2 separate regions of the Homo sapiens genome follow, and region 1 is linked to region 2. Evidence: chromatin loops called from intact Hi-C (ENCODE). Cell type or tissue: OCI-LY7. All regions are shown on one strand.

Region 1 (8,000 bases), 150 kb before region 2:
ACCATGGAGAGTGAGAAAAGTCTTGTATTCAATGGTTCAGAGATCCATGGAGTGTTAGATAATGTCAGTAAACCTACAGAGATTTTCAGGTTTCCTGGCCTGTGGAATAAGTTATGATACATGATGAGTAAGGCTAAGTGTAACCTCTCAAACTTCCTTCTGCCTGCCAAGGTAAAAACAAAAAACAGTATCATATCCTGGAGGATGGTGGTGGGGGATGGGGTGATCAAGTTTAGTAAGATTATTGTAGACTTATAGGATAAAGCAATGGTGGTCACTGTCATATATCTGATTAATTCTCTAGTCTGGCCCCTGAAAAAATATGGTAAGTAACTCTTGGATAATTATTGTAGCCTATTGCAGGCTTAACCAAGTAGTAAACCCAATCCCAGTCACTGAGGCAAATGTGGTATCACTGCTAGAGAAGAAAAATAAGGCCTCACCTACATGATATGTGGCCATTGATTTGGTGAATCACTTCCTTATTTCAAGTTTAAAAAGGGATCAGAAATTTTTCACATTTACATGGGATAGACACAATTATTCAGGCTTTCCTCAGAGTTATGTTAACTTTCCTGCCCACTGTAATTATATATATAAGTATGTATGTATGTATGTATGTATGTATGTATGTATGTATGTATCTATCTATCTACCTACCTACCTATCTATCTTTCTATTTATTCATCTATCTTTTAGAGACCAGGTCTCACTCTGTTGCCCAGGCTGGAGTGCATTGGTACTATCATAGCTCACCGTACCCTCGAACTCCTGGGCTTAAACAATTATCTGGCCTCAGCGTCCTGAGTAGCTGGAGTAGCTGGGACTGCAGGTGCACACCACAGTGACCCATTAATTAAAAAAAACTGTAGTGACCAGGTCTCACTATGTTGCCCAGGCTGATTTTGAACTTCTTTCCTCAAGTGATTCTTTCACCTCAGCCTCCCAAAGTGCTGGGATAACAGGAGTGAACTACTGCAACCAGCATGTACTAATATTATACAAGACTATCTGGCACACCTTGCCATTTCATAGATCCATTACATTGGTGACATTATGCTGATTAGACAGGATGATAAATAGGTGGCTAGTTCACTGGAGGGGCCTTAGGAAAACACATGTATTTTACAGGCTGAAAGATAATCACTATGAAGATACAAGCACTTGCCACATTGGTAGAATTTAGGGATCTTGTGATCAATAATAATCTAGTATAACTTCTCCAAAGTCAGAGACAAACAGTTGCATTTTGCATCCATTACCAAAATGAAAAACCACTGAACCAGGTGAGCCTCTTTGGATCCTGGTGGTAAACCATCTCACACCTGGAAGAAATAAGCTGCAAGTTTAGAATTGAACCTGAAGCAAGAAAGTGTTTTGTAGCAGATCCAGGTCACACTGCAAGAAGCAATGCCGATAAAATCATACATTCCAAAAGAGTCTATGGTATTAGAAGTGGTGGTGATAGAAAAAGATGCTACATGGAACTTATGACAAAGCCCAGTTCTATAGTGAAAATGCAGAAATTTGTGATTCCACAGCAAAGCTAGGTCAACCTCAACAGAGAACTGTAGGGACTTTGAGAAATCTCTCTTGGCATGTTATTGGTAGAGACTAAACACTTGATAACAGAACCAAGTAACTATGCATCTAAACTGATAGTAATGAGCTGGGTTCTGTCAGCCCTATCAAGTTGTAAATTTACACATACTTGTACATTTTAAATGGAACATCTAAGATTGAATCTAGATAGGACTTGATAGCACAAGTAAGCTGCGTGATCAGGTAAATAAAATCCATGTATTACTCTACATGTGCATAGGCACACTTTCCTCAGCTTGCAACCATGGACATATGAGGGTCATGTATCACCAACTGAGAAAGGAAAGCTCAAGTTTGTTTTACAGATGTGTCAGCTACTATGTGGATGAAAACCAATAACAGATGAGTGGAGATGTGAGTGGTGACCTGGTCAGGCAATTAGGGCAGAGGAGACATGGGGCCCTGAATCAAGAGTGTATACAAATACCTGAGCAGTGGCCACTGGCCTGGTCAATTTCTCAGGGACATGACAACAAAATAATTAGTAGATATCAGACAGAGATCTAAGGTAGAAGCATGTCTATGAACACATGATAGTATATGTGAATTTTGAAGATTTTGTATTACTTCTCAGAAAGTATCTAACATGGAAGAATCACTAAACAACCAAGTAGACAAAATTATTCAGCCAGATAAAGTTAGCCAGGCTTCATCATTGGCCATGCCAATCTGTTACAATAGGCAGAGGTATGTGATCATGGTAGTAGAGATGGGGGCTACATCTAGGTCCAAAAGTATGAACTTTTTCTTAATAAAGGCAATCTAGCTTCTGTGGCCTCTGTATTTTCCATTTTCAGCAACAGCAATCAAAACTGCAGCATTGGCCAGCTGTGGTGGCTCATGCCTGTAATCCCAGCACTTTGGGAGGTTGTGGGTGGATCACTTGAGGTCAGGAGTTCGAGACCAGCCTGGCCAACATGGTGAAACCCTGTCTCTACAAAAATTAGCCAGGTGTGGTGACACACACCTGTAATACCAGCTACTCAGGAGGCTGAGGCATGAGAATCCCTTGAACCTGGGAGGTGGAAACTGCAGTGAGCCAAGATCGTGACATTGTGCTCTAGCCTTGGCAATAGAATGAGACTCTGTCTCAAAAACAAAATGAAAGAAAACAAAAACTGCATTATTATTTTTTGTAGCTAGATTATTTTGGCAGTATCAATCAAAATGTAAATATTGCCTATTCTCTAAATTACCAATTTCACTTCTAAGAACATATACTATGAAAATATTTATGTATTTAGGCACAAATTTTGTAACATTTATGATTTGACATATAGCACACACAAATAATATTGTCCCAAAGTATTTCCATTACATTTGCAGTTTGGTTTTGTAAGAAGTCTTTCTCCCTTTCTCCTTTTTTCCTCTCCTTCTGTCTTACTTCTGTTGTTCTGCATTTGTTTTTTGATAAAGAAAAAACAAAAACTTTTAAAACATATGAGGAACCCTAGGTAAGTAACCCTAGGAAAGCTTACACGTAATATAATTTTAGACACTCTGATTTTATCTTTGGTATATGCTGCTGAAAATTTATACTAAGAGGAAATCATACTTGGAAGGCTTTATTTCCTAAGGCCTTGGTGACTCTGGGTGGGAAAACACATTTTCACATTACATGTAACTCTGGTGTGTGAAAAATGAAAACAATATATATATTTAACCCCAGAGCCTTGAAAAGCAGTTAGGAAATCCCTGAGAAAGCAAATGTGATTGTGGCTTCAACTTTGCTTGAAAGTAATTTTTCAACTGCAATCAACTTTTACCTTCCATAAGAAAGGGAACTGAAACTCAAATAAAAGTATTTCATCATGAATGTTAAATCAGGAAAGTTCTTAAAGATTATTTGATCTCAAATCTTTATTTTGTGAGTGATAAAACAGTAGTCTATTTGCTTAAGTCAGATAATAACTATCGGCTGGTTCTGTGCTCTTGACTGTGATCTCCACCCCTTGCTTATTTTACAAAGACCAAGGCAGTCACTGTAAATTTCCTTCCCTTATTTATGATGTTTTCTCTAATTTATAAAAAAATTCTACAAACTATCTTATTAAAAAATACAATTAGTGATTAAATATTTTGAAGGAGAATGACCTTTTAGTTTTAGAAATAATAAAAAATGAAAATTTTATTCCCGTTTGTTTCCTGGAAAATAGGAAATATTATGTTTATTGAAAAAAGAAGAAAATGTTTTGTCACATGCATTGGTTCGTGACTTACGTCACTATTTTCCATATCAGAGAAAAATTAGTATGCTTTTTTTTTTTAGCAATCTTTGATCTTGTAATCTAAGGTTTTATGCTGGATTATAGCAGAATTTCAACAGCAGCAGCACATTTAATTATGAACTTTATATTTTCTTTGTGGATTATCCATTAGATGGCAATATTATAATATATATTTGGAATTTTGAATCTACTTCTATGCAATGCTGAGAGAAATAGTGCTGCTTTTTTATTTTCATAGTTCTAAAATAAGATTTATGATGGATGCTACCTTATAGTTTAAGGATGACTGTGTGCAAGACAATGCTGCTGTGTGGGGCTAAACATGCTGTGCTTGAAAGCCATTTTATGACAAGTTTATACATCTTACACAAAACCTCAAGTACTTCTATCTTTTTAAACTACAGTTCAAACGGTGACTTCAACCTTTGTGATTTTTTATAAAATTTGGCCAACACTTAGTGAGATATACATGTGCTGTAGAAGTGGGAATTCTAGTTTATGACGTATTATTCCAATCAGTGGAGATAAAAAAGGATTTTCCTTATAATTTTTTTTAAATAATAAAATAAGCAAAATTTCAAAATAAAGTAGTGGTAAAGAATGTACTAGTGCTTAGCTATTGTGAATTGTGCAGCCTTTAGACAAATACTTAAGTCCTCTGGTCTCAGAAAGAGTACCACTCAAAATGAGGTCTGTGGACCAATGCCTTCATCACCTGCATCAGCAGCACCAGCAACACCTGGAAACTTAATAGAAGTGCAGATTCTCAAGGGATGCCCAGAACTGCTGAACTATATATTCTGTGGGTGAGACCTAGCAACCTGTAAGTTAACACACACTGTCCAGATGATTCTCATGCCCCTAAAGTTTGAGATGCTCTGCTTTAGATACCCCATTTGAAATGAGGGATTAGACTGTATTTCTGACTGAAGTCACTTTCAGCAGTTAAGTTAAATGGCTTATTAATTATAAGTGAATAAGGAAGGGAATAGTGACGATGAATGATGATGAATAACTGTAATAAAATTAATGTGATTTTATCATCTTCCCGATTGAGTTACATTTTAATGTGTCAGAGGCATAAAAAGATAAAACTATTCTTTCAACAAGAAGGTGTTCTAATATCAGAATGTATACATTTTAATTGTTAGGACTAATTCGATTACCTTCTGAAAGCACATGCTCTTCTTCCTTAATTAAATTTTTCTTATTTTGAGAGACAAGTTCTTCCTGTATTGCCCAGACTGGCCTCAAATTCCCGGGTATAAGCCTCAAATTTTCACCTCAGCCTCCTGAGTAGCTGGGACTATAGTCATGCACCAAGTGCACCAAGCTTAAAATTTGTTATTTTTTAGATTATTGTAGATTCACAGGCGGTTGTAAGAAAGGAAACAGAGATTCCGTGTACTTTTATCCCAGTTCCCCCAAGGGTAGTATCTCACAAAAGTACAATAAAATATCACAGCTAGGATATTGACATTGATATAGTAAAGATAGCTATACCCACTTCCTTCCTGTCCTTCCAATGTTCTAAGTGGATTGCTTACTTTTCTATTGTTGGTTTAAAAAATTGTATACATATTCTACATAATAGTCCTCTGTATAATACCTAGTATGTAAATATTTTCTTCCACTCTGTAATTTATCTTTTTATTCTATTAACGGGGTCTTATCCAAGTCAACAGTTTTTAATTTTGATGATGCTTAACTTAGCAATTTTTCTTTTTATGAATTGTGCCTTTGTTGTAAAGTATAAGAACTCTTTGTCTGGCCCCAGATCTTGAAGGTCCTCTACAGAAGGTTTTATAGTTTTATGTTTAAGTCTATTATGCATTTTGAATTAATTTTTGTACAGGACGTGAGATTTATGTCAAAGTTTTTTTTTTTCTTTGCCAATAGATGTAAATTACTCCAGCACCATGTGTGGAAAGGCTAACCCCTAATTGAATTGGTTTTGAGCATGTATGTTTTTATAAACAACAGTTAAAGCAGGTGGTAAAAAGGAGGATATATGAAATTGAACAAATAAAATTTTAGGAAGTTATTAGGGAAGGATAAAAGGAAATGGATTAGCGCTGAGTACATTTGTGTGTCTCATGTCAGTTTGTGTCCTTTATGAGAGCTAAAGAGGAGGGAAAGAAATAAATACCTTTGAAGGGGGACTAATCAGCATTAATCAATTATACAAGAAAGTAGAGAAAGAAAGAACATAGTGCAATAAGACTCCACAATCTGTTTAAACATATGCCTTCAGGGAGCCAACAGGAATTCCGGTGAAGATGGGTAAGCATCTTCCTTATTTATTCTGTTGTAGGCATCCTCCAAGTGGGAGCACCAGACAATGCTTTGAGATTGAGATGAGAGTGAAATAAAAACTCTTTTATTTTGCTTAAATTATCTGTAGGCGCAAAAAACTCTAAAATGTAAGTAGTATAAATCACAGTGATTCAATTAATATAATCCAGGTTTAGAAACATAATATTACTTGTTTTAAAATTTCCTCTCTTCCTTGCCTCGTCCATTCCTTTCTTTTCTCAGTCAGGTGAAAAGCCACACCACTGTTCTGAATGTTGTGTTTAAGATTCCCTTGCCTTTCATCATAATTCTATGTGCTCTTTTCCTATACTTTATATAGTTCAATTTTATATGTATATGAAGGAATTAGGCTTCCTGTATTCTCCTATAACTTGTGTTTCTCGGTCATAGCTAAGATTTTAAACATGTTTTTGTTGGTGTGCGTAGCTGTAATGCATTCATTTTCAGTGTTGTCTCACATTCTAGCCTGTAAATACAGGTGGAACCTTTAGGTCATTCCTCTTTCAGTGCTCAGTAATGTTCTTCCCAGGTGTCTCTAATGTATGCCCATTGATATTCTTGAGCAGGACTCTTGGAGCATATAAATAGCAAGAATTCCTCTAGGGTGTATTCTCAGGAATGGAAGTGTTTTGCATATCTTCAAATTTATTATGTAATGTCATTCCAGGCTTGTTGTTCTATATTACATTATCATAAGCTATTTGTTCTTCTGAATGTTCCACATCTTTTCTAATAATTGACATTTTCAGATTTTAATATTCTTGCCTATCTAGTATATGTGTGAAATGACATCTTATTGTGGTTTTATTTTTGATTCTTCTAATTTTCAATTTGATTAAAGTAAATCTTTAAAAATTATGTTGGTGCAAAAGTAATTGCGGTTTTTGTCATTACTTTTAATGCACCAACCTAATAGTTACTAGTTGTTTCTTCCTATATAGTGTCTTCACAATATTTTTCCCTGTTTTTTAATTGGATCACTTATCTTTTCCTTGTTTAGTCATTCTTTATTTATAATATATATATTATGATACATGCACACAAACATTTATATCCCTTATATAACTGAAAATATGTTTTTCTCATTTGTTGCTTGTTTTTTGGTTTGTTTTGCTGTCTCGGTGTGAGCAGAAGTCCTTAATTCCCAAACAATGACCTAAATGGTTTTTGGTTTATATATTTTTAAAGAAATTCTTCTTAGTCCTGAAGTAATAAGTACATATTCCTCTATTGTCTTCTCAAAGCTTTATAATTTAGTTGTTCACATGTAATTTTGTAGTTAAGATAATGTTTACTTTTGTCTCTGATATGAGGTATTAGTCTGGCTTTATTTTTTTTTCTATATGGACAACTAATTGTTCTAGCGACAGTTATCAAAGATTCTATCCATTACACAGTAGTCTGCAAAATCAGCTCTGTTTTAATCAAGTTCTCAAGTGTATATTTACAAATATCTATTACTGATCTTTATTCTGTGTCCACGAATCTCTCTGTCTTGCCTTTGGCAATACTACAATTTAATTTTTAGTTTTATAATGATATTCAGTATATGGTAAGGTGAAGTCATTTATGTTGTTCCTTTTCTTCATGAGTGTCTGTTATTCTCAGTTCATTTTTTTCCATGTGCATTTACAGATTCAGTTTCTACATTGCTACAAAAATACCATTGTTTTCAAATTGCATTTGGATCTATACTGAATAAGTCAAAAATAGTTTATTCAAATATTTAGTTTTAAAATCAATGAGCATAGTTTATTAATTTAGGTTTTCTTTATTTGAGTCTTCTTGAATGTAATTCTATAAAGTTTTATAATATTTTTAAAAAGTTTTGGTTATTATTTGTTAGATTTATTC
Region 2 (8,000 bases):
GTGTGGCATATTCATATTATAGGATGCTTCATGTCAATAAAAATAAACTGAAATTATGTGTGACAACACTGATAAATCTCAGTAACATAATGATAAGCAAAAACGCTATATTCAAATGTTACATACAATAAGATTTTATGTATATGCATTTCAGAAGTAGGCAAAGATAATTAACGGTGTAGTTCAAAGGGGGTAACAGATGATGGTAGAGGTAATGACTATGAAACAAACTTACCATGTTATGTTTTCAATGAGTAATAGTATATACAAATGTCAGGAATGGAACATGCCTTTTCTCTCTTTACTTTCTAATTTATTTTAAAATCAAGTTTTCTAAACTAGAGATTTGCCTTTGCCTGGTGGTAACAAATGAAGAGTATTTAAGAAAGGTTCTGAAAGAAATATGATCAAATATGCAAGCCCCACTGATCCAAAGCTACCTTGTTGAAAAGACATCTCACAAATCTGAATCAATGCATATGGATTCAGAACAATACAAGTCAGATTCACTTAAATTGTCCATCTTTTATTCCCCTTTAAATCAAATATCAATAACCTTGGGGAGGTGATGCTGGCATTCAAATTAAATGACTTCTGGTTTTTCATGTTGTAGACCCGTTTATAATCTTCCCTCGTCTCAATTAGCCAAATAGGGAAGAAGAGATATTATTAATTATCTTATCGATCCACTTGTCACCTGAATAAAGTAGAAACATAGTGATTTGTTTTGCTTAATATGACCTCAGGAATCACAGCAAAAATAGTCAAGCTCCCAACTGTGCTCATTCTCTGCTACAAACTAAATTGTATACCCAGGCCTGTTACCTCTCCTTCCCCCTTATCTTTTATTATGTGTTACACAGGGTGTAATTTTGCTAAAACAAGCCCTTTAATTATACATTGCCAAAAGTGTCACCTACTGTTAAACGATTCCTGTGCTGCAGACAGAAGAAACCATGAACCCTGCAAGGTTCTGAAGTTTCCATTACGTGCACAGACCCCAAGAACAGCTGTTAACAAATCTGTTGGTGGTTTTGTGTAAAAAGCAGCCAGGCTGTGCTCCTGCTGTACTTTTGGTCAGAGAAAGCAATTTGCATTTTGACAGGCTTCGTGGGCAGAAGAAAAAACAGCACAGGTATAATAATAGCTCTAAATGAAAGATTTGGAGCAATGTTTTACTAATATTGAAAGTTTCCTTAAATAATGAGCAGCAATTAGAGAAAAATTATCTCAGGAGAACAGCAATATTAAGACTGTTTACTGATAACATAGACGAGAGTATTATTTTAAGGAACTTTAAGAAAAAGACGTGTGATTTAATATTTTATTAGACTGTTTAACATAAATTTTATCAAAATGAAACAGAAGATAAACTTAGGTAGTAATGTAGAGCAATTTTTCCTTTAAGAAAACTTAATAATTATTTCAGTTCTCCATTCTCTTACGTTATAAAATCTTTATCTATTTTGAACCTATTTTCCCACATACTTTTAAACTGTAATAACTTACATGTAAATATAGAGTATATGTATTGCTGCCAACCAAAATACTTAACTCTGTATTGCAATTGCTGCTCTGTTTTACGATTAGACCTTAAACATAGTGATCTAGAATTGAGCATGGGCCTTGCTGAATTTAAATACTAAGTCTAAATTTACTGTCTGCATTACCGTACTTAAATTATTTTACTTTAAGTTCCTCATTAAGTAATATAATACCTTCAAAAAATTTTACATTGAACACAGATCTCAAAATAAAATAATTTACATTTATAAAATGTTAATAAGAAAGTAATGCTTTATTACTGTGATAGAAGTTGATTGTATTTATCAATATTTGGTTTTTCTCTGCTTGCTGGACATACTTAAACACATTCTACAGACATTTTGCTTCTGAATGGGACCACAAGACACAATTCTGGCTAATGGAATGTGTGTTGCAGAATGGTGTGCCACTCCCAGAGCTGACCAAAAAAGCAGTCTTAAAAACACTCTCTTCTCTCCAAGGCCCTAGAAATAGCAGACACAATACAAGGTGGGGTCTCCCTAATCAGAGCTTGGAAAATAGTTGGGTACAAAGGCCACACAACAAGGATCAAATGTATTGGACTTCACATAAATGAGAAATAAAATTGCCCAGGAGATTTTGAGGATAACTTTTTTTAAGTTACCCTTTGCTAACTGACGTTATTATGTAGATATTTAAGCAGAATATGCATCTATTTCTAAGAAAATATTCACTCTATATTAACTTCCTTAACCCATCAGGATGTTTTTTGTTGTTGTTATTGTTTTGTAGAAAAGCCAGAGAATTTAAACGCTCATGTAATAAATATTCTAGATGAGAAACTTCAAAAACAAGTACTAAAAAATAGTACTTTAACAACCGAAGAAATGCATAATTATTTTAAGTCTCTAAAATCTTATCCTAACTATCTGTTACATAATATTAAATAAGCAGATGATTTTAAGGAGATAGTTTTATTCTATTTGCATGTTTGTTGAGAATCCATGCTATGCTGTGTTGGGGTCAGAAAACAAGACCCTAAAATGAAGGACTCAGAAGCAACCTCACAAGTAAACGTTTTTCTCTGACCTTCTCCTGTTCTGCTGCTTCTCAGTCCCATTCTCTCCAGAGGCTAGCTGTAGAAACTAGACTCCCTCTTCCCTAGGGCAGGCCATTGAAACCAGAACTGCTTTTCCCCAAAGACAACCATAAAACCTAAAAACATTACTCCAACTTTCCCTCCATCTTTCTGTGTAAAAAGTGGCCATAAAGAAATTATCCGACCTACCTTCTTTGGCTGTAAGTCATAACACCCCATTTCCAGAAAAAGTCCTGCCCCCACTCAGAAAGGAGAAAACATGCATAGAGAGGCCAAGAAGAATGTAAACAGACAGGCCTTGCTGGGCTTCTCCTCTGTCTATTAACATTAGATCATATGCTTTGTATACAATTATATATCTACACAGCTGTCCATACTTTGTTGAACCTAAGCAAATAAATAGACTATTTCCCCCTATATCTCTGTGTCTTCATTTTGAAAGCTCTCATGTATACATGTTAAATAAATTAGTATGCCTTTTCTCCAATTTATCTGTTTTCTGTGAGTTGATTTGTCAGCAAACCTGCAGAGGGCCAAGCAGAACTTTCCCCTTTCCCCTTACAGCTGTTATTGTTAGGTACAGAGAAAGATGTAAATCTTTCCTCTGTAAAAATAAAAACAAAAATGGCTTATAAGTAAGTGTACTACTGATAGGTATTTAATTATCAATAAATAGTGTGTTAACTCTATAATTCTTGAGTATATGGTATCTTTCAGACTAAAACTCAATCTCTTTGCTCGTAGTTTTATTATGATATTCTAATCTAGTTGTAATATGATATATTGGATTAATATAGCTAAGCATAATTATTTTATAAAAAGGTTTCAGATAAAGTAATACATACATATTTAAAATATTTTCTTGGAAAATGAACTACAAAGCAATATGCGAAAGTGGAAACAGCTTTCTTGGATAAAACTTTTAAAATAATACTTCTTAAGTATGATGTAACATTTTTTTCTAACATAGCTCTATGTTGACTAGACAATATATTTAGAAGATAAAAAGATAATGATTTATTTTAGTGACTCTCTGTCTGACTAACACATTTCTCATTTACACATTTTCCTTGAAGCTCTCAAAACAGCAGCAGCCGCTACAAGGCCCTGAGATTTCCAAGGCGTACATCTGCATGGCCACAGATTTCATCTCCCTCCCATCTAATTACTTTGTTTTCTTTTTGTCTTCTGCTAATCTCTGTCGATCTAACTTTCTAACATCTCACAGCTCAATACATTCTTTTTGCCTCCAACTTGGTCTTTTTACCTGTGAATCACTTCCCCACTGAAGGTCTAACATCTTAGTCCCACAATGAGTACAGTTTTTTAGAAATGATATTTCCAAATTGCCTGTGGCAAACTCAAAGCTTGGCATGTGATCCTTTTCAATGCTGCAGCTTTGAGAAATATATAAAGGATCTTAATAAGCTTTGCTTTTGTGTAAATTCAAGCTGTAGTATGGATAGGAAGTTCCCAGTTGGTTCAGAGACATCCTAACTGATATTGAAAATACAAACAGTTAAGCCAGCAGTATGAGGTAGGCCAAAGATCAAGACAGAACAGATGGGTCTAGCGAGAGTTTAGTTCAGACAGTTGAGGATCAAAATGGCATAAATCCATATGAAGTGCAGATCAATCAGGTAGACTGAATAAACAAAGAGGAAAAAAAATCCCCAAAAGTCAAGCCATTGAAGCTATCTTAATACATACTAAGCAAATATTTCTAAAATTTCATTTAATATAAAGAATCACATAGTAGCCTTTCCTTCTCTTCATTGCCAGACTTCTTCAAAGTTCTATAAAATAGTCTACCTTTATATTTTCAACTCTTATTTACTCACTTCATCATCTCTTTACAATCAAATTTCTGTCTCCACTGCCCTATAGAGATTTCTTCCTTTAGGGCCAAGAATAGACTTTTAATTGAGAGCTAATTGTTTCTATGCCTTCAACTTTGGCACTGCTTACTCACCCTTTTATTAATAAAATGCTTAGCAGTGAACTCTTAGCCTCAGTGGAATCATTTTTTTTCTGGTTTTGATTCTATGTTACAAACTTGTGCCTCCATTAGTTTTTAAATTACTTTTTCATTAGCTGAATCAGACTATATTTCAATGTGCTTGTAAAAACTGTTACCACCTCACCTCTTAAAACACTTGTTCTCACACCATATGCTTCGGATTTACAGTGCTTCTTCTATTTGCTTGTACATGACCTTGTTATGGGCCATCCTCTCTGTCTAAGGTGTCTTTTGTACTTTTTATCTGGTTAAATACTACTGGCCAAGACAGAATTAACATTTCTCTCATCTTGACTAAACTTTAGACGGGCATCCACCCCTCCCACATAGTCACCTGTAGAATTCAGGTGGCCTAACCACAGAGACCTTACCTCCCTTTTCTTAGCACATTTACTTTAGAACATTTGTAGCTGCAACTTTTTTCCTCTGCCCATTTGAGATGCAAATCCTTTAAAAAGCCTCCTTGCCAGTTGTACAACCCAGGACTATCTATCTCAACTACCTGAAGGCAATCCCCTTGAAATGTAATTATCAAAAATAAAAAATAATACCCCTTATCTCTCAGTCTCTGTGGAAGGATGGGGCTACTGTTGGTAGGAGCCTTTCTCGAAGTTGTAAAACTCCCTGCTGTCATAAAGATGCGAAAGAGCTTACCTTTCCTTTGGGTAAGGCCAATTAGCAAATACAGGTGGCCTGTGATCCTCCTATAGGAAATGGCCCCTGAAAGAGGCTTCGTCTTCAGAAAGGGAAACCTTCAGACCACAGCAGCTCTGTTAGAAGGAGACTAAGATGGGTTTTACCATCCTGATCATACTCACCTCTCTTTCTCTAATGTCCTGTCAATACATATCTGAAAGTCAGAGGTTCAGAGAGCCTGATGCAGGTCACATACCCACAGAGCTAGGTGGAGAAGGATAGATAGTAGACATAAAGAACCTAATAAAAGATTTTTTATATATGTATCTATGTTTATGTATATGTATATATGTATATGAATATATGTATATGTATATTCATATACACACACACATAAATATTTATATCCCAGTTTGTAAGCTAGTTGAGTCATTCATCAATCTACCCACTCATCCCTTCAAAGGACGTTTTTTTTTAATGTGATTGGCAATATATTAGGTCCTGGAGATTAAAAAAGAAATCAATACAGCATTAAAATAATGATTGCATTGAATTGCTACTACAGAAACATTTCCAAGTATTGTGGAATTTTAGGAAACAAAGGTACAGAAGCAGTAAAATTTTTATTGTCATTTGCTTTAAGGCTTATAAATAAGCACATTGCCAAAAAAGAAGTGGAAGCAAGGCTTGATGGATGTGAGTGGTTTCGTGTATCTGGACTATAAAATCTGTGAAAAAGATAGAGAGGAAAGATGTTGGTAAAATAATAGCAAGCTAGCTAGCTAAATAGATAAGTGGATAGATAGATAGATAACAGAAAATCACCGTGGAGACCAAGAAAGGAATGATTACAGTAATTACCCAATAGTGTCCTAACTGTGGAACACTCAAAAAAGTAAGACTGAAAATTGACCTTTGAGTTTTTGATTGTGAAAAGAGTATTATTGATCTTCACAAGACTTGCAGGTGGAAAATTATAAAAGGTTTAGATTTTATTCAAACCTGAAGAAATCTAACTACTTATTACATAAAAAACTCAAAAAGATAAATGATGAAAAGGAAGAATTACCTTGAATTGAAGTATAATGTTGAGTTAAAAAATGAACTGTTTTTCCTCTGCTCTCACACAACAATCAACACAGAACACTTCTGGGACCAAGTATCTGGGGATTTTTCCCCACCAGCAAGCAAGCAATTGATTCTGCAGTGGACACCAGCTGGGTGTTCTCCAATTCCACACTATCTACTGGGAGATAGCATCAGACCCCACAGGTTTAGGACTCAATCCACTTCTGATGCCAATCACGAGCCTTGGGTTATTTTATTTGTGTTTCTGGCCAACCAGCTATAAGTCATAGTTCCCACAACCTCTTCCTTGGGTTTGATTAATTTGCTAGAGTGGCTCACAGAGTTGAGAGAAACACTTATGTCCACCAGTTTATTATAAAGTATATTACAAGGGCTACACCTGATAAGATGCAGAGAGCAAAATACGGGAGAAGGGTCACAGGGCTTCCACACCCTCTTTGGGTACATCATCCTCCAGGAACCTTAATGAGTGCAGCTATCTGGAAGCTCCTTATACCATCCTCTTGGTCCTTTTATGGAAACTTCATTGCATAGACATAATTGAAGCATCAATAAGGGGGTAGAAATGTGATTGGACAAAAAGGGTATGATCTAAGACAAACAGAGTGGGGAAACCCAGCAAGTTCTATCTATCTGTTCAGATTCTTTTTTGGCCTCCCTGTGCAACATTTTCTCCTCCAGGGTATGGGGCAGAACCCCTTCTGAAATGGTGGTTTCATGACTTATAATCAGACAAGGTAGGTCAGAGAATTTCTTTGTGACCAGCTCCAAGACAGAAAGGCCGGAGGAAATTAGGGTATATTTTTAATTTCAGTGGCCTGCCTTGAGGCGAAAAAGGAGCAGGTGAAAGGAGGGCAGAAAAAGGTCAAAGAGAAAGAAATTCTGTGTCTGAGGCCTGATTCTGAGGTCTAAGGCATCCCAATATTATAACAAAAGATGATCTTTCACTTTTATCTCTCTGAAGTTGCTCCAAAGTTGCTTCAGGAAACAAGGACAAAAGGCCAAATACTTTAACAAAAGATATGCTTATTGTTTTAGTCACTTAGGAAATAACAAAGGTTATGGGGGTTATAAGCCAGGAACTGTGGACGAAAACCAATATGTATATATAGTAATATAACAGGCATGTTTCTCATTTTTTCCTTTACCTTTTTGCTGGTAGAGGAGAAGATTTTATTGATGGATTCCATCTTTACTGCCTTTCAAACCCTGCCTTTCTCCTCAGAGGAAATAAAAAGATTAAACAATTGTTCTATAAACAGCACATGAATTGTTCTAACCTGATATTATCAGTAATTCTTAAATATGTGTTTATCAGGAACTCAGTACAAATTCAGTATTTTTAGTCTATTATATTGTTGCGGCCCAGAACACACCACCCCAAAATATGACTGGAGAAGACGAGAATATTTCAGCCTAATATATATGTTTTTGGAATATTTTAAGCACATTATTCACATTAGTTTTAGAACCTGCAGACACAGAAGTATCTCTGAAAAGCTGTCCTTTTGTAAATATATATAAAGGAAACCTGCATTTGTAAAAGTATCTCTATCAGGAAGATAGTGGGCTGCTTCCACACAACTTTTATTACCTGAAAGACTTTTTATCAGAATAATAAGGCAATCTTTATTCACCATATATTTTCTC

What was found. Hi-C counts contacts between places; a loop is a spot of excess contacts. Peaks named below come from ENCODE experiments on the same cell type or tissue, not always from the same donor. Only the 100,000 strongest peaks of a DNase experiment are listed, where the experiment ranks them.
Region 1: it touches region 2 in a loop (2.7-fold over the local background); 1 of 110 quality-filtered maps calls a loop at or near these places.

Annotation. Positions count from the first base shown.
Region 1 is chr2:155,293,568-155,301,567 of GRCh38, reverse strand. No RefSeq gene overlaps it. Among named protein-coding and RNA genes, the nearest start is that of KCNJ3, 600 kb to the right of the region's middle. In OCI-LY7, no CTCF peak of the experiment used is centred here; no DNase peak of the experiment used is centred here.
Region 2 is chr2:155,138,975-155,146,974 of GRCh38, reverse strand. No RefSeq gene overlaps it. Among named protein-coding and RNA genes, the nearest start is that of KCNJ3, 440 kb to the right of the region's middle. RefSeq lists an enhancer at 825-884. In OCI-LY7, CTCF peaks have their summits at 957 and 3,155; DNase peaks (open chromatin) are centred at 1,024, 1,954, 3,144 and 5,334; H3K4me3 peaks cover 4,748 bases; H3K27ac peaks cover 5,550 bases.